Regions from separate parts of the Homo sapiens genome. Here regions 2 and 3 are each linked to region 1. Evidence: read pairs that join two places in POLR2A ChIA-PET (ENCODE). Cell type or tissue: MCF 10A. All regions are shown on one strand.

Region 1 (8,000 bases):
AAATTAAAAAAAAAAAAAAAAGAAAGGACCTACCATGCACAGCCAAGGAACACCATCGATTTGCTTTGCCTCCTTCGCATTGTTACATAAACCTGGAAACAGGCATTGTCAGGAAAAAGGAAGTTAGCATATTCAAACTCTAATTCAGATTCCAACACTCATTAATCATAGAAATTTGAAAATTAGACACAGTGAGGACAAAGAGCACATTCTAAGTGAATACCAAAGGAACACTTACTATCTCCTTCCTCAATTCAATGCATTTTTGCTTTCTTTGGTGTATATGACAACTGTTTGCTCATGCTCACAACAAAAGCACTAACTGTGCATACAATCACTCAGTGTTTTGGTTTTATATTGCCTCTTCTGTGTATGATTTTTTTTCCTTAGCTAATTATTGTCTTCAGAACCGAACCACATTTCAGGAAACAGCAGATTTCCTCACACCATCTATAAGAGGGCGGGGCAACATAAGAGGCACTGGGTAAATACCATTTTTCATTAACACCTAGGATTTACTTTTTCGCATTCCTCCAAGGCACAGGAATGAGAAAAAGAAAATCAAGTGGGAGAATTCAATTCTACAAACAATTCCTGTAGCCCTAATAAGCGCACAGTATTGTGCTGTAGCCCTGTCCTACAGAGGTACATAAAAAGCTTTTCAGTCATTGTCATATAGGTCTTCAGAACACCCAGGTGAGATAAATAATTAGCAAATGAGGAGCTGCAATAAGTAGCATGCATAAGCCAGCGGAGAGAGAACTTGTCCTGTGTATTTGGGGACTTGTGGAAAACAGAGGCCTCCTATCTCCCAGACTTATATTCTATCCACTTTGGAAAAGCTTCTCCAATTCCAATTTGTACCCAAAAATCTATCCCAAGAGTAATTTATTTCTAATTATTCCTGACATTGGCACAATTAGAGGACCTCCGAAAAATCTTCTAAACATTTGCCTCTTGTATATAAAATCTCATTCAGAATAATGATTCTAAATGCAAGGAAATTTTGCTGATTACATCCCTACTTTATCTAAATTATTATTCAGTGCTCCAGTTTTCCATAAACTTTTCTTTAACCTCCTATAATTACTGTAGCTACAAAAAAGCCTTGGATTAGCTAACTTGTGCCATCTAAAGGTTATAGTAAGAACTTCTTTAGCCATGAAAAAAAAAATATTCGCAGCAGACTTTCTACAAAATGAATTTGAAAAAATTGTTTTGTGTAAGGTTTAAATATAAAACAGGTAACAACGGTTTGAGCATATGTTATTGATATTATTTCAAATTAAGATAAAGGAAAAAATCAAGAAACCTCTGGAAGTCTTAGCTTTATCAATCGTGGGATCTTAGGCAAATTATTTTAACCTCTCTGACCTCATTTCTCATTTATAAGACAAAAAGTCTGAACGTGATTTCAAAAGAAACCTGCTAATGTAATTTTTTAATTTTATGAAATGAAAAACTTAAATTTCTAAGTACGTGAAATTCAAAGAAATGGGTAGGTTAAAAGTGGGTTAGTGTATTAAGACAGAAGTGAAATAAGCTCAAAGATTTTACAGTCCTTTCTCTTCTTTTCAAATAAATATTGTAATTCACAGGATCCCGTGTGTGTGTGTGTGTGTGTGTGTGTGGTGTTGTATATAAACACTTTGACAGATACTGGCCAGCTGTTCATCAAACGATTGCCTCTTTTCTGGGAATATGGTGGTGTACATTTTCCAGGCTCCCTCACAATTAGACTCTGACAATGTGATTGAGTTCTCCCCAAAGGAATGTAATTAGAAACATGTATGCCACTTCCATGTCAAGCCCATAAAAACTTCACATGTATGACCGTCCATGCTCTTCCTCCTTCTGCTGCTTGATGTGGACATGTGTGACAACTTTGAGAGGAACTGGGTGTCCCAGTTATCACTTGGAGGAGATTCACCTCTCTACCAGAAAAACCCATATAGAATTGTATGTGAACAAGAAATAAACTTATTTTATGTGTTAGCCATTATATATCCGTGGCTTTGTTACATCAGTTAGCCTCTAATAAAACAAGTATTTTGAATTCAAATTGGCCAAGGACAGATTTATGCTCCTTCCTTCTGGGATCCCCTTAAAAAAATGCCAGATCTAAAATCATGTGAGACATATGACTTTCTAATTTTACTTGTGCTGTGAACTTAAATAAGAATGTGCAAATCTTGTCACCTCAAGAAAGGAAAAGAAGAAAGCACCAGGAGCCATTTTAAATAGGATGACACAATCCGAGCTACAAGGAAAGTAGAAACAGCCTCTAAGGTAGCCCTGAAGTGGCTCAGTGCCTAGTACAATGTCTTCTTGCACATAACTCATGTTCAAAAATATTTCTTGAATGAAACGAATGAATGAATGAATGGCTCACAAATCTAATTATTTCTGAAGTAGACTATGAAAAAAGGATCTATTATGTGTGCCATAGAATGGCTGGATTTTAATGCATTTAGGACAAGATTGTTATCAGCAATATCTGTCAGTGTAAAAGAAAAATTCTATTCATAGTCGGTCATGGTGGTGGGTGCCTGTAACCCCAGCTACTTGGGAGGCTGAGGCAGGAGAATCACTTGAACCCAGGAGGCAGAGATTGTAGTGAGTCGAGATTGCACCACTGCACTCCAGCCTGGGAGGAAGAAAGAAAGAGAGAAAAAAAGGAAGGAAGGAAGGGAGAAGGGAGGGAGGGAGGGAGGGAGGGAAAAAGAAAGAGAGAGAGAGAAGGAAAGAAAGAAAGAAAGAAAGAAAGAAAGAAAGAAAGAAAGAGAAAAAGGAAGGAAGGAAGGAAGGAAGGAGGGAGGGAGGGAAAGGAAGAAAGAAAGAGAGAAGGAAGGGAGGGAGGGAAAGAAAGAGAGAGAGGAGGAAGGGAGGGAGGGAAGGAAGAAAAAAAGAAAGAAAGAAAAGAAAGAAAGACGAAAAGAAAGAAAAGATTCTATTCATAATCCATACTCTACTGACTTGTTGGTCCATCAGTAAGCTGGGGTATTTGAACATTCACTCAATAAACCCAGCCTAAGCTTCTACCATGAGCCAGGCTGTGTTCTGCCCCCAGGGGTGCATGTCCCCTCTCTCTAGCGCTCCCCACTTGGAACCTGAAAACTTTACAGGGAACCTCAGCAGGCTCCCAGCCTCCTCTGGGTTCTTCAGTGTTATCACCCTCATGCGTAGAGTAGGACTGGCACAATGATTCAGAGCACACTCTTGAGTAAGAACACCTAGGTGAAAACTTGCCTCTGAAATTATTATTGGCAGTTTGGGAAAGTTACTAAAGCTCTCCTTCCCTGTAAGTAGGAATACTAACAACACCCACTCCTCTGGTTGAGGATTCTTTGAGAAACTCCAAGTTTAGCACACTGCTTGGCACATACTAAGTTAAATCTCAGTGAGGCTTAGATATTTCTCTTCTTTGAGAAGATAAGACTTTAAGATGGTAAGAACTAGTTGAAATAACACCATAGAGCAAATCATAATTCCTAGGTTGTAGTTTCAGGACTGCTGCTAAATAGATATTTTAATGTCATTTAATGTCCCTGAGTCTCAATTTTCTTATCATTTAAATGAGAGGGATGGCCAGACAACTTGCATTTTTTCTCTCAGCTCTATGATTTAATGACTTATGTCTTACTCAGGTCTCTGTAATCTAATGCTCAACACTTTGTTCTATTCATAAAGTACAGGCAGACAATTCCATAACCTCCCTCTGACACCTACTCCAATTATTTTAAGCCATGAGAGTTCACTTCTGGCATCTTTGCCATATGGGAAAATGTGTAAGAGGAAAGGCAGGTGGAGCCCAACGGGACTCCAATGCCCTATCAAACACCCTGAGGGCAGATGTTATGGCCAAGCGTGTGTGATCCACAGACACATCTGCAGAGAGCATCAGTATCTCTCAGAAGCTGCCACATTCATCTCCTAGCAAAGTACCTCAGGCATAAATAGTAGAATTCTAAGCACAGAAAGCACTCCAGAAATATCTGTTGCTTTGTTGATGTAGAACCCTCATTTTCTGATCCTAATGAACTGCATTTAAAGAAACTAGGGGAATAAGTATGTTTCTTGCTTCAAGCAAGGAATTATATAATTTGTTTTTCTAGAGCCAGCACATAGTAGATTCTCAATATGTGTGTGTTTGATGAATTTAATCATTGTGAATCTTCTGGCCCTGTGTTGAGGAATTCAAGCTACCAGAATCTTAATTTAGGATTTATGTCTCTCTTAATAAAGCTTGTGGTTTATCATTATAATAATGTGCCTCAATGAATCACTTCTCCCTGTGCCTGTGCCCCTTTTTCAATGTGACATTGCTGTTTCTCTGATGAAAAGGTGAGACTTTTTCCTCATCCCTTTGAATCTGGGCTGGCTTTGTAACTTGCTTTGACCTTTAGAATGTAATAGAGGTGACACTGTGAAAGTTCCAGACCTTCGACCTCAAGACTCCTTAGAGCTTCTACCTTTGCTCTGTTAGGACCCAGCCACCATGGAAAAAATCTTGGGGTTAAATGCCAAGGAAAGACTCTGTGAAGAAGGAGGTCCTACCTTTGCAATCATCCCTGTCAAGGTCCCAAACATGATGGTGAGACCATCTTAGACTCTCCAGCTCCAGTAGAACCAGCTCTGTGAGGGAATCTGAGCAAGACCAGTAGAAGAACTGCCCAGTCAATCTGCAGAGTCATGAGATACAGTAAATTGTCATTGTCTTAAAACACTGAGTGTTGGGGTAGCTTGTTACACAGTAATGAGTAGTCAATACAAAACTATTTCTGAACCCTAATCAGAACAGTCCCAAAAGAAGAGGTTTTATAAAAATTTGACTATAACAGCAGTTCTATGAGACAGAGAAGGGGGAAAAAGGGGCAAAATATTAAATACATAAAATACCAGATTAAGTCAATATGCAAATTATGCAGGAAATAAAATTCCGAAATTAAATAACACACTAAATCTATTAGTTTTGGGGCTCCATAGAAAACAGTTTCCAAACTGTAGACTTTTTAATTAATCCATTATTTATTAGTTATTACTCAGTGTTTTAGTTATCTATTTCTGCATAACAAATCACCTAAAAGCTTAGTGTCTAAAAGGATAATAGTCATATATTATTCTCATAATTTCTGGGGCTCATGTATATGGGGGAGGCTTAGTTGGGCAGTTGTGACTCAGGGTGTCTCATAACTTTGCAGTCAAGGTGTATGTAAGGACTACAATCATCTGAAGGCTTGATTGGGGCTGAAGGATCCACTTTGAGATGTCTTGCTCATGTGGCTGGCAAATTTGCTCCTCTCCTTTTGGGCCTCTCCTTGCAGCTCTGTGTGTCTTCACCACATAGCAGCTGGCTTCCCCCAGAAGCAGAGAGATTCAAGAGATCAAGGGAGAAGCTGAAATGCCTTTTATAACCTAGCCTCCAAAGTCTAACATCTTCACATCTGTCCATATTCTATATGGGCACACAGAGCAGCTCTGACTTAATATAGGATGGTACTACATAAGGGCAAGGATTAGTGTGGATCCTTTTAGGGGACCTCTATTGCCAAAAAAATTGAGAGCTCATACTAAAAATGCATATGCATCAGAATCATTAAAAATAATGTTAGAAAGTCAAATCAGAAACCATAAAGAGGCAAGAAGGGAACTATTTGTGCCTGGGCCTTCAGGTAAGATATTTATTACAAGTCTACAATTTCTTAGGAAAAACCCTTGAGAGCAGATATGTTTCAGAATTTACAACTTTTTTATTCCAGAAAGGTTAAGAGATACATATACCATATATTACACAATACCCTCCAGTAAGGCCAGGAGCAACAATGTAAAATCAATCACATTGTTATTTATACCACAAAATGTGTGAATTTTAAAACTAAGTAGAATAAAGACTTTAAGTGGTCTCACAACCATTTAGGTCAGATTTTGACAACAAAAATTTTTTTTAAGCCTGGGTTTTTAGAGCTTTTTGGGTTTCTGAATTGTGGATAAAGGATTGTGAGCCTGGAGAAGTTGTGAGCTCACAGGTTCAGGACATATGGCTACAGACTGCCCTAGATTTCATGCATCCATCCTTATTTCCAGGCCTTGCTTCCCACCAACGCCCTTGTACTGCTGATCAAGTTTGTCACAAACTCAAATTCTCAAAGCTGATCCATTCATATTTAGGGTCTCCTGATGTCATATTTCTATGCCATAGATTTTGATTTGGAAGTTAGCTTTTCATAGTGCCCAGCTTATCCCCAGTCTTGGTTTTCAGGTTTGTAACCACCGTTTAACACTGACAATGTGTGTTATCCGTTGCATTGCTTAAAAAGTAAGATAGTTATCAAACTTTAATCATCAATTTAACTGAGTTTCCTAACAACCAAGACAAAAAAGCATAGAAGTTGTTTGAAAGAAACTGATGTTTTCCTTACATCAAATCCTGATAGGAATTTTGTCAAATATCCTATCATAAATACATATTTCTCATCTGATAATGACACATCCAAAGCAAGACACAACATCCCCAGAAGTCACAAAGTAAAGGATCATTCATTTGTATAAAATAAAAATATGAAATTTCTAAGCAGAGTTAAAAGACAACTGACAGACTTGGAAGTTTTACAGCATGTAAAATAAAGAATTAATGAGAACTCTCCAAGTTAATAGGAAAAGGACAAAAAACTAGTGAACAGGAAATTCACAGGAAATACATTTAAATGCCTGATAAACACATGAAAAGATTCCTGACATTGCTAAGAATGAGGAAAATACAATTTTTTTAGGTGAAGTACTAATTTTTATTCATCAGATGGGTGGAAATTCAAAAGTTTGATAATATCAAGTTTTTACAAGGGTGTAGGGAATAGCACTCTCACACTCTTATCTGTGGACATATAAATGGTACAAACTTTGCAAAGGTTATTTTGGCAATATCCATCTCAATATAAATACAAATACCCTTTAACCATTTATTACAATTCTAGGATTCTATTAGCATATGACATGGTTTGGCTGTGTCCACACCCAAATCTCATCTTGAATTGTAACTCCCACAATTCCCACATGTCATGGGAGGAGCCCAGCGGGAGGTGACTGGATTATGGGGGTGGGTCCTTCCTGCGCTGTTCTCATGATAGTGAATGAGTCTCATAAGATCTGATGGTTTTAAAAACAAGAGTTTCCCTGCATAAGCTCTCTCTTTGCCTGCTGCCATCCACATAAGATGTGACTTGCTCCTCCTTGCCTTTTGCCATGATTGTAAGGCCTCCCCAGCCATGTGGAAATGTAAGTCCATGAAACCTCTTTCTTTTGTAAATTACTGAGTCTCAGGTATGTCTTTATGAGCAGCATGAAAATGGACTAATTCAGCATATATCCACAAAAACACAAGTAGTAGGAGTTTAACTACAGCATTTCTTGAAACAGTGAAAAATGTGAACAACCTAACTTTCCATTAATAGTGAAGTGTTTAAAAAAGAAACAACTATGATATAGCCTAGGAGTTAGAAATCTATTGGCCCCTGAGCCAAAAGTGGCCTATATCCTGCCTTTGTACTGTCTCCAAGCTAAGGATGGTTTTTAAAGAATTGAGGACAAGGAGGACAAATAAGAGAAAGAGAAGAAGGAGGAAAAAAAAAATGACAATATGTGACAGAGATCTTAAGTGACCCAGAAAGCCTAAATATTTACTATCTGTCCCTTTACATAAAACATTTGTTATAACCATGAAGATGAAGGGAAAATTAGGGTAACTATGGTTAACCTAATTGCCAAGCAGTGAAATTAACAAATTTATCCTATTCCTATCATCTTTAAGGCTACTGTGCCACTATCCGATAGCATTTAAAGATATAACTCTCTCAGTGCCCCTTTGAAAGTTCGTGAGGCATTTAAAACATAAGCCCCATTTAAAAACACACACACACTAACTCAAAGTGGCTGTCTGTACTGATCACTATCACTAACGAGTGGTTATCTATGGTTCATGGCTCTCAGTTGACCAATGTTGATAT
Region 2 (8,000 bases), 71 kb before region 1:
TCAGTAATGAATTATTTGGTGTGAAAGCAAGCTTGGGCCCCAGATCTTGACAGTTTTATAGTCCTTGGTCAAAGTTTTCAACAGCGTTTGGGGCAGGCGTGACTAGGCAGCTAGATTACACATACTGAATTTCCACTTACAGATACACAATGTTTACTTTTCAGGGTGAGCCAGTAAACCAGCTCACCAATTAGGCCACACATTCTTTGTGCCTCATGAAAGCTAAGCAAAGACTGTGGATGTAAAAGCCTCAGAAACACATGCAGCTGGAATTTCCTCCAATGTGCCGTCACACAATCTCCATGAAAAAGACTCTCAGTGACCAGTAGCCTTCTGTATCACAAGCACAAGTGTCTCTCGAGTGGAGAGTTCTAGTTCTGTGGGTTCTGAAGACCCACATCCAGGCAGATGAAAGGATCAAACTTCAGAAACAGAGGCAAAGTTTTACCAAAAAATCACCTAAACTCCTTTATGCTCCCTATCACTTAGCCTGTCATTCAAGTTTCTCCGCAATCAATTGTTCAACTTTTTAAACCAAACTTTCCTTAAATGAATCCTATGTTCCAATCAAACTGATCTTCTCATGGTATTCTAAATATGCAGTATGAATTTCTACCTCTCTGTCTCTGCTCAAACCATTGGCTCCACTCAGAATGTCATCATCCTGCCCTCCCTATCTCTTCTTCCTCATCATAAATCTAACACCTGCACCTAGACCCCATTCAAAGGCAACCTCCTCCATGAACACTTCTTGGCTACAGTGATTTCTGTCTTCTCTGGCCTCTTGTAGCATTAACTTCTTTTACACAAATTTGATGCTAATACTGCTACATGAACATCTTCATATCATCATAGAACTTTTTATGTATGTGTATTTTGCCCTCCCAAGAAACTGCCCAGCCACCTGTAAGCCACTTCTACTTGGGTGGCAGTCATACTGCAAATTCAACAAATCTACACCAAACCTATATCCTTCTTAAATATCTACTGCCAGAACCATCATTCATACATTTCAGCTAGGCTCAAAATTATGAAATCACCTTTGATTTTTCCATATTCCCCATATTCAATTAGTCACCAGGGCCTGGGAATTTTAGCATTAACATATCTCTTGCAACCACCGCTTTTTCCATTTCTGCTGCCAACACCCCTGTTCAGGCCTTTATTTCTTCATCTGGACTATTTCAATAGTCTCCCAATGGCCTCTCTATCTGCAGTTTATCCACCACCTCCAATCCAATCTGAGCATACAACTAGACTAATCTTCTCAAATACAGCTCTGACTCACATGATTTATCTGTGTAAACATCTCCAATGGCATCCCAAGGCCTACCAAATAAAGCAAAACTTCCTCAATCTGGCCTGAAGTGGGCCCAGTGTAGTGGATGTGGTAATGCCACCCAGATCCTCCTCTACCAGGATAATCATTCCCCTAGATACCAGCAATGTTGGCTTCTGCCAGGTCATAGTTGAACCCCTTGCCAGAAATCGCCTTTGGCAAAGGAGCAGTTTGTCCTGAGTTCGCCCCCTCCCCAGAGGTAGCCCACATTCAATGACTGATTGCTGTGAAGATACACAGCCCCAGCCCCTTGCCTCAATTCAGAACTTTGTGAGGTTATGCCAGCTTCTAATTACCACATGGGATCAGCTGACAGCCCTGTTGCAATTTCATTTCAGTTCAACTTCACCTTCTGCCATATCCTGCCCCTCTCACTCCCTCACTCTCTCACAGGAGTTAATCCCAAGAGCACTCCCCAATAAATTGCCTGCACTGGAATCTTCATCTCACAGTTTGTGCTCAGGAAACCCAGTGTAAGACACCCAACCACCTTTCTTTCATATCTTCCACTCTTGTCTTTTGTATATCCTCCACTCCAGTCAGTCTGGGTGATCTGCCATTCCTTTAAGCCATCTCATGCATTAACACTCACTCATTCATCCAAAAAGTGTCTACCGATTATCTAGAATGTTCCAGACTCTATAAGGAGTATTGGCCTAAATGAATATAGACAAGTAAACAGGCCAGTAGGATACAGTAGAAGCAGTGACTTCCCAGCTAACACCAGAGAAAGAGCAAGGGAAAAGAGTGTGCTAGATAGGGAAGAGCGTGCACGGAGTCTGAGAGATAGGAAAACCTGCCTGGTATGTGAGTGAACTGCAGGTGCACTTCAAAATGTCTGAAGCTCAGGGAGCTTGAGGAGTGGTGGCAAGAGATGAGGCAAGAGAGGTCAGCAGGTCCAGAATGAGAAAGACAAGAAGCCTTATTGGGGACCTGGACACTATCCTTAGAGCAAAGGGAAGATATTAGAGGGTTGTAAGGAAAGAAAACACAATGATCGTATTTGTGCCTTAGAAAGATTCCTTTGGCTACAACGTAGAGAAAGAATTACCTGGAGGGAAAGTTGAAGGGAAATGGCTACTGCAGTCATCCAAGCAAAAGATGATGGTGAGCTGACCCAAAAAGGTAGCAATAGAGATGGAAAGACCTGGACACATACAGAGATATAAAACAAAATAAAATATAAAAGATCTAGTGGTTCTTTACATGGAAGGTGTTGGGGAGGGAGGAGTCAAGATTATACCATGGTTCTGAATTGAATAACTGGGTGTACATTATTCACTAAGATAGGAAACTGAGGAAGATGCAGATTTGGGGAGAAAGATAATGGGTTTGGTTTTGAACATGCAGAACTTAAGGCATTTAAGTAAGAGCTGTGTATATGAATGTGCACAGCAGAAAGTTAGCTATATAGGTCTGAACTTCAAGAGGGCAGCCTGGCTAGAGACATAGGCAAGGCATCATCAGTATATATATACACTCATAGAAACCTGGAGATGAGATTGACAAGAGCCATCAGAAAAGCGGAAGTAAACACAGCAGAATGTGGTGTCTGAAGCCAAGAGAATAACTTCAAGATGAAGCAAGTGGACAACAGCATCAAATATTACTCAGGCCAAATAGAATAAGGACTAAAAAGAGTGTCCACTGATTAGAAAAGCCACTGTGCCTTTGCTCAAACTATACCCTTGGTTTGGGATGTCCTTTCCCACAACCAGAAACCAAAGAAACATTTTCCATCTTTCAAGGATCTGCTCAAGTTACCTCACATTTGCATATGGCAGTTTAGTGAACATCATCACGTTACCTCATTTACTGACAGTAAGATCTTGAGGGTTAAGACCATCTCTTATGCATCTTGGCATCCCCTTCAGCTCATTAAAATGTAGATGCTGTAGGTTCAGAAAAGGAGCCAAATGTGCAGGAAAAGGTTCATCAAAGAACAGAATCTAAGGGTTGGAAGAGCTGATCCACAGGGCAGAACCATTGCCTGTCCCTGCCAGCAAGAGGGTACACATAGGACAAGCCGCTGCCCATGTGGGAAGAGTGATGAAGAAATTTCCTTTACTGTTTAGAAAGGAACTCTAAATAGTCTTTATCCTTATATGCAAACTTAGTAAATGAAATGGTAAACAAGACTTTCCTGGCTTTTCATTGTGACATTAATTTTGTGGACCAGTTTAGTGCTAGATCTGGAACAAAATACCCACATCTTCCAAAGCCTGGCTGACATCACTTACCCAAAAGGGAGGCCATGAATAGCCACTGATAGCAGGCATTCATCTTCTGAGTTTTTTGTTTTGTTTTGTTTTTTTCTGGAGCGTAAACATCTAAAAAGGAAAGGCTTTTTGAACTAGGTGCAACTGCCAACTTCATTTACCCCCTCATATTTAATGAGCCTATTTTGCTTTATGAGTACTTCAAAAGAGCTGACAGAGAGGAGGAGGCTATGAATAGAAAACATGAAGCAACTTGCTGAGCCCTCATTGTGAGGTCGACAGCTTGCTTTGTCATACCCTTGCAGACCTACGTTTTCATGATTCCTTTTTCAAACACTTATCGAAATCCAAAGCAGAAGAGAATTCTTGATCTCCTCCAAAGTGTCAACATGAAAGACAATATTTTAAGGCAGCCTGAGGGAGATGTGGTCACCAACACAGTAACAACAATCAAGGTGGTAGTAATGCGGTACATTTTTTTGGAGGCATTAAGCCCAGTCCTCCAAAATTTGCTGCACAGCTGCAGGGATAGGAAATATTCTGCCCTTCCCCCATTCCTGCCTAAGCAACATTCCTGTTGAGTTGTCAAGAGGCCCTGGCATTTAGAACATTGGCAAATATTTACTCAACACCAGTAGAGTACTTTAAATACGGCGAGTCCTCAATGGTGGAGACACTCGACACCACTAACAAATAACCCTTTGAGCAGTAGCTTTTTATAAATGTAGGGAGGACAGAGTAGAGGAGATAAAAATTAATAAGGGTAGGAATTCCCAGCAGCTTCAATCTGGAATATGATGCCTAAAGGAATTTCAAGTTAGTAAGTTTGTAAATATCTATTAACACTAAGTACTGCAGGATTCTGGGTGGTCGCCTCTTTTCACCACCTCATTTTGCCATTTTGGCACTGCTTTCATATTAATGTTGTGTATAATATTGCACACTTCAATTCTGGGTGTCTTTACCCCTTATATTGTGGTTTCCACTGACAACCAGAGCAGGTTAAAAACAAATGATACACTTCACACTGATCTATCCCACAATTGCTCAAGGATGAATAGCATCATAAAAGTGGAACAAGCTGTATAAGGAGAGCACTTCAGGCAGGAGAAAGAGTCAGCTAAATCTGACACCCAGGAAGGAAATTAGGATTTAGTCCAATGCCAGCATTTTACATCATTTTTTTTTAACTTAACAAGCTGAGACATGAGTTTTACCAAGATCACATAATTATAAGCGTCTTCTCAGAATTAGTTTTACTCTCTGTGTTTCCTCTGTTTTTAATACCTATAATATTAGAACTCGATCGCAATATAACTGCATGCTACACTTTACAATCTTGTTTAAAAAAACATTTATTTTAGGTTCAGAGGTACATAGGCAGGTTTGTTATATAGGTAAATTATGTGTCACCAGGGTTTGGTATACAGATTATTTCATTATCCAGGTAATAAGCATAGTGCCAAATAGGTAGTTTTTTTTAATCCTCTCCCTCCTTCCACCCTCCCTCCTCAAGTAGGCCCCAGTTTCTGTAACGTGCAGTATTTGATATTCTGTTTCTGCATTAGTTTGCTTAGGATAATAGCCCCCAGCTCCATCCATGTTGCTGCAAAGACATGATCTCATTCTTTTTTATGGCTGCATAGTATTCCATGGTGTACCACATTTTCTTTATCCAGTCTATCATTTGATGGGCATTTAGGTTGATTTCATGGCCTTGCTATTGTAAATAGTGCTGCCATGAACATATGTGTGCATGTGTCTTTATGGTAGAATAATTTACATTCCTTTGGGTATATACCCAATAATGGGATTGCTGGGATGAATGGTAATTCTATTTTAAGTTCTTTGAAAAATCACCACACTGTTTTCCACAATGGCTGAACTACTTTACATTTCCACCAGCAGTGTATAAGCATTCTTTCTCTGCCATCTCCCTACCATATTATTTTTTTACTTTTTAATAGTAGCCATTCTAGGCCAGGCATGGTAGCTCACGCCTTTAATCCCAACACTTTGGAAGGCTGAAGTGGGTGGATCGCTTGAGCCCAGGAGTTCAAGAGCAGCCTGGGCAACATGGCCAAACCCAGCTTCTATAAGAAATACTAAAATTACCCAGGTGTGGTGGGCATGCACCTGTAGTCCCAGCTACTTGGGAGACTGAGGTGAGAGGATTACTTGAGTCCAGGAGGAGGAGGTTGCAGTGAGCCAAGATTGTACCGCTGGAGTGCAGTGGTACAATAAAAAACAATAATAATAATAGCCGGGTCCATTCCAAGATGGCCAAATAGGAACAGCTCTGGTCTGCAGCTGCCAGCGTGATCGATGCAGAAGATAGGTGATTTCTGCATTTCCAACTGAGGTACCTGGTTCATCTCATTGGAGTTGTTTTGACAGTGGGTGCAGCCCACAGAGGGCAAGGCAAAGCAGGGCAGGGTGTTGCCTCACCCAGGAAGTGCAAGGGGTTGGGGGGATTTCTCTTTCCTAGCCAAGGGAAGCTGTGACAGACAGTACCTGGAAAAAAGGGACACTCCCACCCAAATATTACGCTTTTCCCATGGTCTTAGCAACTGGCAGAGCAGGAGATTCTCTCCCGTGCCTAGTTTGGTGGGTCCCACACCCACAGAGCCTTGCTCACTGCTAGTGCAGCAGTCTAAGATTGACCTGCGAGGCTGCAGCCTGGCGGGGGGAGGGGCGTCTGCCATTGCTGAGGCTTGAGTAGGTAAACAAAGTAGCCGGAAAGCTCAAACTGGGAGGAGCCCACCACAGCTCAGCAAGGCCTACTCCTCTATAGACTCCACCTCTATGGGCAGGACGTAACTGAACAAAAGGCAGCAGAAACTTCCGCAGACTTAAACGACCCTGTCTGACAGCTCTGAACAGAGCAGTGGTCTCCCAGCATGCTGTTTGAGCTCTCAGAATGGACAGACTGCCTCGTCAAGTGGGTCCCTGAACCCCTTGTAGCCTAACTGGGAGACACCTCCCAGTAGGGGAGGACAAACACCTCATAAAGGTGGGTGCCCCTCTGGGACAAAGCTTCCAGAGGAAGGATCAGGCAGCAATATGTGCTGTTCTGCAATACTTGCTGTTCTGCAGCCTCTGCTGGTGATACCCAGGAAAACAGGGTCTGGAGTGGACCTCCAGCAAATTCCAACAGACCTGCAGCTGAGGGACCTGACTGTTAGAAGGAAAACTAACAAACAGAAAGGAATAGCATCAACATCAACCAAAAGGACATAACACACCAAAAACCCATCTGTAGGTCGCCAACATCAAAGACTAAAGTTAGATAAAACCACAAGGATGGGGAGAAACCAGAGCAGAAAAGCTGAAAATTGTAAAAACTAGAGCACCTCTTCTCCTCCAAAGGATCACAGCTCCTCGCCAGCAATGGAACAAAGCTGGACGGAGAATGATGTTGAGGAGTTGACAGAAGTAGGCTTCAGAAGGTCGGTAATAACAAACTTCTCCAAGCTAAAGGAGCATGTTCTAACCCATCACAAGGAAGCTAAAAACCTTGAAAAAAGTTACACAAATGGCAAACTACAATAAATTGTATAGAGAAGACCTTAAATGGCCTGATGGAGCTGAAAACCATGGCATGAGAACTTCATGATGCATGCACAAGCTTCAATAGCCAATTTGATCAAATGAAAGAAAGGATATCAGTGATTGAAGATCAAATTAATGAAATAAAGCAGGAAGACAAGACTAGAGAAAAAAGAGTAATAAAAATGAACAATGCCTCCAAGAAATATGGGACTATGTGAAAAGACCAAATCTACATTTGATTGGTGTACCAGAAAGTGACGGGGATAATGGAACCAAGTTGGAAAACACTCTTCAGGATATTATCCAGGAGAACTTCCCCAGCCTAGCAAGGCAGGCCAACATTCAAATTTGGGAAACACAGAGAACACCATAAAGATACTCCTTGACAAGAGCAACCTCAAGACACATAATTGTCAGATTCACCAAGGTTGAAATGAGGAAAAAATGTTAAGGGCAGCCAGAGACAAAGGTCGGGTTACCCACAAAGGGAAGCCCATTAGACTAACAGCAGATCTCTCAGCAGAAACCCTACAAGCCAGAAGAGAGTGGGGGCCAATATTCAACATTCTTAAAGAAAAGAATTTTCAACCCAGAATTTCATATCCAGCCAAACTAAGCTTCATAAGTGAAGGAGAAATAAAATACTTTACAGACAAGCAAATACTGAGAGATTTTGTCACCACCAGGCCTGCCCTAAAAGAGCTCCTGAAGGGAGCACTAAACACGGAAAGGAACAACCAGTACTGGCCACTGCAAAAACATGCCAAATTGTAAAGACCATCGACGCTAGGAAGAAACTGCATCAACTAACGAGCAAAATAACCAGCTAACATCATAATGACAGGATCAAATTCACATATAACAATATTAACCTTAAATGTAAATGGGCT
Region 3 (8,000 bases), 190 kb before region 1:
TTCAATACTTGTATGAATAAACTGAAAAATTCTCACAAGACCATTGGGGGCAGTTCTACTAATCTCCCTGTAGCCCTGCAATTTTCAAAGGCTTCATCACGCAATTCCCCTCACAACTTTTTGGTTCACTAATCATAAAGCCACACGGACAGAAAGGAAAGAAATCCCAGAGACCAAAAAGCCGTTTGTTTTGTCCATCTGGTCACATATTTATAGCGTTTCAGAGCTAAAAGTGGTATTAGAAGTTGCCTTTGAACAGTCCCATTTTACATGTGAGAAAACTAAAGTCTAAGCTCTTGGGTGAAGTGACTGAGCCTTGATCACCCAGCTGACAAGCACCAAAGCACTTCCCGATATTATTTCCTCCATATTCCTCTGCAGTTAGCCCCCACCAACTCCACCAGAAAGTATTTGTAGACTTAGGTATTTCCTTTAAAAGCCTCAGATGACTTTACTTGGGGTGTGGTGGAAGGGACCACAATTTTATTATAATTTACCAATAGCCAGGAGTTTTGTTCCACTAAAACATATGTATTGACTGATCTGCTGAATCTTGCTTTGGGGGGAAGGTGTTTTTTTTTGAGCCCATCTGAAAATGTTAAATGTTTCATTACTCTTAGATTATTAAATGAATAACTCCAGGGAAAAAATGTATCATTGTTTCTTATGAGTATTAAGACAAAGAGGCAAAACTTTCCATTTGACCACAAGAGGGCAGCTACAACATTTCCTGCTAGGTCTTTGGGGTTCTGAACTACGATCAACTGGGCATTTGGGGACTCAGCTTGCCATAGACTCCCTAATAATACCTTTCAACTGAATTCCCAATATGTCACAAAACATTCTCTCATGGTGTTTCCTGGGACGGTTTTTGTTTTGTTTTTAAAGAAATTATTTTCCAACTTCTTTCCAGATCTACAGAGTCCTCTGCTTTAGAACTCTGTGCCAAAGTTACCATCTACAAAGATCTTTGGAGACCAATAAATTGTTAGGCTAATTAGAAAACCCACAGAAAATGTTTTATTTTAATTAAGTTTGACCCCAGATAAAAATAAAAACAGTAATGATTATCTGATTCCACCACACTTAATAAAGCTTGCTCTAAGTGCTTCACGGGATTTGCCAAATATTTGCCTCATCTCAGCCTTCATTCGTCATTCCCATTTTCATGATATCCTAAAATCTTTCAAGTCAAAATTTATTGTGGAATTTTATCACTGAGCTAAACGGTGGGAGGTCTGCAAATAAAAAAGCAGAGATTAGTAATAGCTACATTCCATATTCTTATAGTTGCACAAAAACATAAATTCAAACTTAGTTCATCTGTTAGGTGCATAAAGAGTGGGGAGTTAATTTGAAAAGTAAGTGCTAGATTTTATATGTATATATGTGCATGCATCTGTGTGTAGGTGTGGCTGTGTGTATATACCCATTAATTTTTTTTGTTTTTTCACTAGTAATTATATATAAGTAGTTTGGAAATTTACTATTGATGTTTGTAGATTTTGAAGATGTACATAGCGATGTATTTCCTTCACATTTACCGTGAAGCCTTTCCCTTAACCATCTTATTTAAAATTGCAACCCCTGTCCCCCCAATCCCCACATATCCTGTCCTCATTCCCTGTTGTATTTTTTCTCTTATCAACATTTGACATACTTTATATTTTACTTGGTTTTTGTTAGTCTCCTTCACAAATAACCCCTCCCCAACTAGAATAAAAGCCCTATGACGAAGACAGAATTTTTTCTATTTTGTTTATTGCCATGTCTTCAAATCTTACAATAGTGCCTGACACATCAGAGGAGCTCAATAATGCAGCAACATGGTAAATTCACAAAAATTGAAGCATTTTTACTAGAAACTGATATTTTAAAATCTCTAGCATTGCTAATTTACTTCAGTACATTTAAGGAGACCTCCTAAAAAGAGATAATAGCCCACTATCAGAACTGAAGCATATTTCCTAAAGCAAGTATCTGAAACAATACGTGGGCTCATGATTATGGCTGAGTGTATACTCTTGAATGCTTAGACTCAGCAGGTCCTGTTTCCCAGAAGTCAATCAGACCTGGACTGAATTCTCAGCAAAAGTGGCCTCCAAAAGTTGTCACAGCATCACACAAGCAAAGCAGTGGGATAAAGGAAAGAGTAGTGACCTATCAATAAGGAGCCCATGGTTCTAGTTCTGCCTCTGCCACTAGCTAACTAGGAGTTAAACCATCCATCTAAATTGTTAGTGCTTTGATGTCCTCTAAAAAATAATGGATATAACACCCTGTTTATATCAAAGAACTTTGGAATCCAGTGAAATGTGAAAGTATTTTGGTAAGTATGGACTATTTTTCAAGTAGAAGATGTTATTAAAATCAATGTTGCCTGTACTGTGCTATGTAATGCCACCATTTGGTGTGGCCAGTCAACAATTTAATGGTTTAATGAACAATTCTAGGCTGGATCCAGTTCTATCAGTCAAGTGATGGTTTGTCAGGCCCTTCTTGGTACTCTAACCCCTAGGCCTTCTTCTTGCCGCTGTTGGGTTTATTTGACCCCAGAAGCTCTGCCCCATCCTGCCTCTAGGATGAATCCTAAGTGGAAACAAAAGACACTAAGGGAGCTCTATCGCCGTAACGAGGAATTCACATCATGTCACCGTACTTAGTTAGTCCAGCCCTGATCATATGCCTCAATGCTGGTAACTGGGCATCTTCTTTCTTCTCCTTCTGATAATCAGATCAAGAATTCGCCTCCTCTTGAAAGCATTTTCACAGTAGGTATAAATATTTGCTAAATTAATGACAAAAAGACTTTACACCAGTGTCCCTCTTGGTTTAGAGCTCTGCCAGGTCCTTGTCAGTACGTCCTTTAATCCCCTACCTCTTCACTCCTGGCAGCCTTCCCTGATGCTGGCTGACCATCAGTAGCCTACACCTGAGAGCATCAGAAGTACAAGATATCTTCCTCGATTCCTACTGCCACATTCATCCACCTTTAGGACTTCTCACTTATTCCATTAGACTCTGTAAAGCCAGCTGCTTTTCTGATCCATGCTTGCTTGTCATACCCAGTGGATACCACCTTCTATTTGCCAACTGTTCTCTCTCAGGGTCTAAAACAGGTCTATATCCTCAGGGCCTGCCTCACTTGGTTCCTGTTCCAGCTCGTGGCTTAGCCATACCACAGGACCCTCACTGGGTTAACTGGAAAGATGCTGTTTAGTCTTGGCTACCATGGCAGAACCCTGACAGCACACAAAGCAGTGCAAGTAATATTCAACTTCAAAAAATGTTATCTTTCAAAAATATGCTTGCAAATAGATTCTCTAGCACTTGGGAATGCATGTCTCTACACCAACAACTCATACACTTCAGTAGTCATTCCTTCAAACACATTCACTGAGTATCTTCTTACTTTGCACAGTTCTTGGCACAGGAGAAGAGAAAGTGAGACACAACCTTGTTCCTCCAGAAGTTCACAGAAGAACAAAGGAGACAGTGATAGAAATGATACATATGCAAGGCAGCATTTGGAAAAATAGAGGACTATCCGCAGTACGGTGAGAACAAGAAAGAAGAGGTGAGCCCTCTGCCTGGGCGGATCAGGAAGGTTCCACAAAGAGACATTCCACTGAGGCCTAAAGAATGAGGAAGCATGCACCAGGCAGATGAGTGGAGAAGGGTGTTCCTGGTATGTGGTTGTCAGGTTGCCAGACCAACACCCAAGTGTCAATTTAACCCCAACTGTAGCTCCGCCAGTGCTGCAGGCTTATGTCAGAAACAGAAATGGGATAGGTTTTTGTAGGCCAGCCTGGGAATACTTGTTTCTGTTGGGAGATTAGCTCTAAAACCCTCAATAAAAGAGAGTTGGCCCTGGGCTTATGCCAACACATATGTACCCACTGCCACTACCACCACTCATCACCTTGGGCAAACAAGAAAAGCAGTTCAGTGTCAGGAGGAACAATTCTTGCACTTTCACTTTCTTTCACTAACTGATCTTGTGAATGCAAGGTCATGAGTAAGGCCTTTTGGGGACTGCACATACAAGACAGGTCCACACTCCAAGGAGCTTAACAACAGGCTATGCTAGGCCAGGTGCAGTGGCTCACACTTGTAATCCCAGCACTTTGGGAGGCCGAGGCGGGTGGATCACGAGGTCAGGAGTTTGAGAGCAGCTCGGCCAACATAGTGAAACCCCATCTCTACTAAAAATCCAAAAATTAGCCAGATGTGGTGGCACACACCTGTAGGCCCAGCTACTCAGGAGGCTGAGGTGGGAGAACCACTTGAACCCAGGAGGCAGAGGTTGCAGAGAGCTGAGATCATGCCATTGCACTCCAGCTTGGGTGTCAGAGTGAGACTCTTTTTAAAACAAACAAACAAACAAACAAAACAGGCAACAGGCTATGCAGGCAAGACCCGTGCATATAAAATAACTGAGAGTCCAAGGCAGTAGCTGCCAAAATAATGACACATTCTATAAGCACTACTGTCCTAGCCATCACTGCTTTCTGGAGAGAATAATTCAATTTAGTTGAAAAAGTGTTTTACATTAAATGCCCACTAAAAGTCTGTTGATTATGTAAGACTGCATTCTGAATTTCACAAGGCAGGATCCACCAAGTTCCATAAATGTAAATAAGTTTTCCTCCCAAAAGTAACAGGTTAAGTCAACTCTGGAAAGACTATGGGGAGTTTAATTAATAGGAATTCTGGTTTACTCAATACAAGAAACACATCAAACTGAATAGGTATGAAAAAGCATTTCCCACCAGTTGAAGCTGTCTGAATTAAAATGAACCGCCTTGGGAGGTAATAAGTTTCCCGTCAAGCTAGATAATTACTTGGCAGTGATTTGGTAGGGGTGATGCAAGCATTCAATGACCAGTAGGCTCCCTTCCAGTCCTGTGATTGTGTGAATTTCTGCAGCTCCCCCTTGATAACACAATAAAACCTGGGAACCCACACTGCAAGGTTTTCAATGTTGAAGATTAGCCATGGGTTAGGCTTATTCAGGGTACCAGAGCCTATTCTGAATGGTGGTGAGGAAACAGAGAATGGGAAGGTCGAACTTCTACCAAGAACCTGACCAAACTCCCAGGGTGCTAGTCAGTATCTGGGGAGAGCTTCAGAATGCCAAAACTCATTAGTGCTCAAAAAAGGTCATAGTTATTAGACAAGGGCACTCCATTATGAAGTCCTAACTAAAGAACTAAAAAAAAAAGCCCCTTGAAGACAAGATGTGTAGGATTCTAGAGTATTTTGAAAGGCTCTTCCAATGCTGACCCCTGAGGGTCCCTCATGAATGTTAGCACATCCAGATTCTTGGGAAACTCCAAGCAAAGCTGTTGTCAAAGATGTGCCCAAGAAGAGTGCCTCCAAAAGTAAACAAGCAGGAGATAGACAAGACAGTTATACAGGTCTCCTGAGTAAAGTATACAGGACTGAGATGGTGAATGCAGAAGAGGAGTAACAGCCTGAGGGGACCCGGACAACCAAGAAACTGGTTGTTTAAAATCCTGGCATCTTGTAAATTTGTTTGAGTTCATTGTTGATTCTGGATATTAGCCCTTTGTCAGATGAGTAGATGGCAAAAATTTTCTCCCATTCTGTAGGTTGCCTGTTCACTCTGATGGTAGTTTCTTTTGCTGTGCAGAAGCTCTTTAGTTTAATTAGATCCTATTTGTCAATTTTGGCTTTTGTTGCCATTGCTTTTGGTGTTTTAGACATGAAGTCCTTACCCATGCCTATGTCCTGAAAGGTATTGCCTAGAAAAAAACAAACAATCCCATCAAAAAGTGGGTGAAGGATATGAACAGACATTTCTCAAAAGAAGACATTTATGCAACCAAAAGACACATGAAAAAATGCTCATCATCACTGGCCATCAGAGAAATGCAAATCAAAACCACAATGAGATACCATCTCACACCAGTTAGAATGGTGATCATTAAAAAATCAGGAAACCACAGGTGCTGGAGAGGATGTGGAGAAATAGGAACACTTTTACACTGTTGGTGGGACTGTAAACTAGTTCAACCATTGTGGAAGTCAGTGTGGCGATTCCTCAGGGATCTAGAACTAGAAATACCATTTGACCCAGCCATCCCATTACTGGGTATATACCCAAAGGATTATAAAACATGCTGCTATAAAGACACATGCACACGTATGTTTATTGCAGCACTATTCACAATAGCAAAGACTTGGAACCAACCCAAATGTCCAAAAATGATAGACTGGATTAAGAAAATGTGACACATATACACCATGGAATACTATGCAGCCATAAAAAATGATGAGTTCACGTCCTTTGTAGGGACATGGATGAAGCTGGAAACCATCATTCTCAGCAAACTATCGCAAGGACAAAAAATGGTCTCACTCATAGGTGGGAACTGAACCATGAGAACACACGGACACAGGAAGGGGAACATCACACACCAGGGCCTGTTGTGGAATGGGGGGAGGGGGGAGGGATAGCATTAGGAGACATACCTAATGTTAAATGACGAGTTAATGGGTGCAGCACACCAACATGGCACATGTATACATATGTAACGAACCTGCACATTGTGCACAAGTACCCTAAAACTTAAAGTATACTGAAAAAAAAAAAAATCCCAGCATCACGCAGTACCTCAAAGCAAATTGCAAACAATGTCATTCGCTGAGCTCCGGGTATCCTGTCTCTGAAACGATGCCACTGTGTAAGAAAAACAGCCCATGTTTGGATCCCTATTAAACCAATTCTGGGCTCTGTAACTGATACAGGTTTTAAACTCCCATGGGCTTCAAAAATCAGGGGACTGAATTAAAATTTTTTCACAAAGTCCCTATAAGTCCCTTATAGATCCAACTCTAGGATCTATAATCCCCATACACAAAAGAGAACATGTTATAGGAGAAGAAAACAGTTACCAGCAGGTCATTCCAAAACATGCTGGAAGAAACTAAATAAAGCAAAAAATCTTGATTTTTGATTTTGTTTCTATGACTTCTCATTTTTTTCCATTTTGTGACTAAACTGTGGTTTAAGTAGTTAAGCCAAATGAATAGAAGCGAAACCAATATACTACACACCAGCAGCATTCTTATTTTTGTGGAGAAAGAAAACAAATATGTGCTATTTGATCGTGTAAGAAAGATAAATCTACCAAGCTTCCACAGACAAAGCCCATTAAATCAATAGGGGTCTGCCCAGTGCCCAGGGAAACCCATCAAGAGCAGCCAAATTATTTCGTTTTTTTTTTTAAAAAAGCTATCAACTTAACATTACAAATCATTTGCTGTTCTCAAGAGAATTGCCTAGTATTGCAAAACTTGATAATTACTGATTCATGACTGATTTAGGAAAAACATCGGCTTAAGTAATCAGGCCAGAGTACTGCTGCTGACCGCAAGGCTGGCAGGAAACCTAGCTTTTCTTTCATGAATGTTTAACATTTTACAAAATTTAGCTTTTAGCATATCACCACTGGTTTGATTTTTCAAAAACCTGGGAATACAGAACATACCAGTTATGTATTATCAAGCACCTATCTTTTCTCTAACTTTTCTTCAAGTATCACTAACCAGAAACGCAGTGAATTATGAGAAAGTGATTCAGAAATCAGACTTGACATGGACTGTTTGCTATAAAATGGTAGATCTTAGACTCTTTGAAAGAACTCTACAGACACTATAAACTGACAGTACATTCTGTATAAAATAGCAGGAAGAATTTAATTAATGTTCTGAGCCAATCCTACACACCACAGGCTACACATGCCTACATTAGGGCAATACACAAATCTCTCATGTAAGCTTTGCTAAAGAGTCACTTCATGTGGCCAGCAGATAACAAGCATATCAGAAAATGTTCATCTGTACATGCCCTTGGGAAGATATTTTCCATAAGGATACGTGAATATCGTATCTCCATAAAGAAAACTATTCTCTCTCTGTTGGAATTGTTTTTCTGCTTAAAATTAAGCAATTAAGAATGTTTTCTTATTCTG

Evidence for each region. ChIA-PET counts read pairs that join two places held together with the same protein. Peaks named below come from ENCODE experiments on the same cell type or tissue, not always from the same donor. Only the 100,000 strongest peaks of a DNase experiment are listed, where the experiment ranks them.
Region 2: POLR2A ChIA-PET joins it to region 1 with 15 read pairs; 4 of 35 experiments call an interaction of 5 or more read pairs at or near these places.
Region 3: POLR2A ChIA-PET joins it to region 1 with 27 read pairs; 5 of 35 experiments call an interaction of 5 or more read pairs at or near these places.

The regions. Positions count from the first base shown.
Region 1 is chr2:55,764,946-55,772,945 of GRCh38, reverse strand. It overlaps LOC107985811 (a long non-coding RNA gene), which reads right to left. Exons shown (of 3, transcript XR_001739192.2): 2 at 4,558-4,682; 3 at 1-92. Among named protein-coding and RNA genes, the nearest start is that of PNPT1, 75 kb to the right of the region's middle. In MCF 10A, a CTCF peak has its summit at 1,131; DNase peaks (open chromatin) are centred at 1,115 and 3,235.
Region 2 is chr2:55,835,510-55,843,509 of GRCh38, reverse strand. All of the region lies in intron 2 of LOC112268416 (a long non-coding RNA gene), which reads right to left. Among named protein-coding and RNA genes, the nearest start is that of EFEMP1, 84 kb to the left of the region's middle. RefSeq lists enhancers at 5,410-6,186, 6,187-6,963. In MCF 10A, no CTCF peak of the experiment used is centred here; DNase peaks (open chromatin) are centred at 179, 3,839 and 4,149.
Region 3 is chr2:55,954,211-55,962,210 of GRCh38, reverse strand. All of the region lies in intron 3 of LOC105374690 (a long non-coding RNA gene), which reads right to left. Among named protein-coding and RNA genes, the nearest start is that of MIR217, 25 kb to the left of the region's middle. In MCF 10A, a CTCF peak has its summit at 706 (motif pointing right); DNase peaks (open chromatin) are centred at 730, 3,700, 4,850 and 7,350.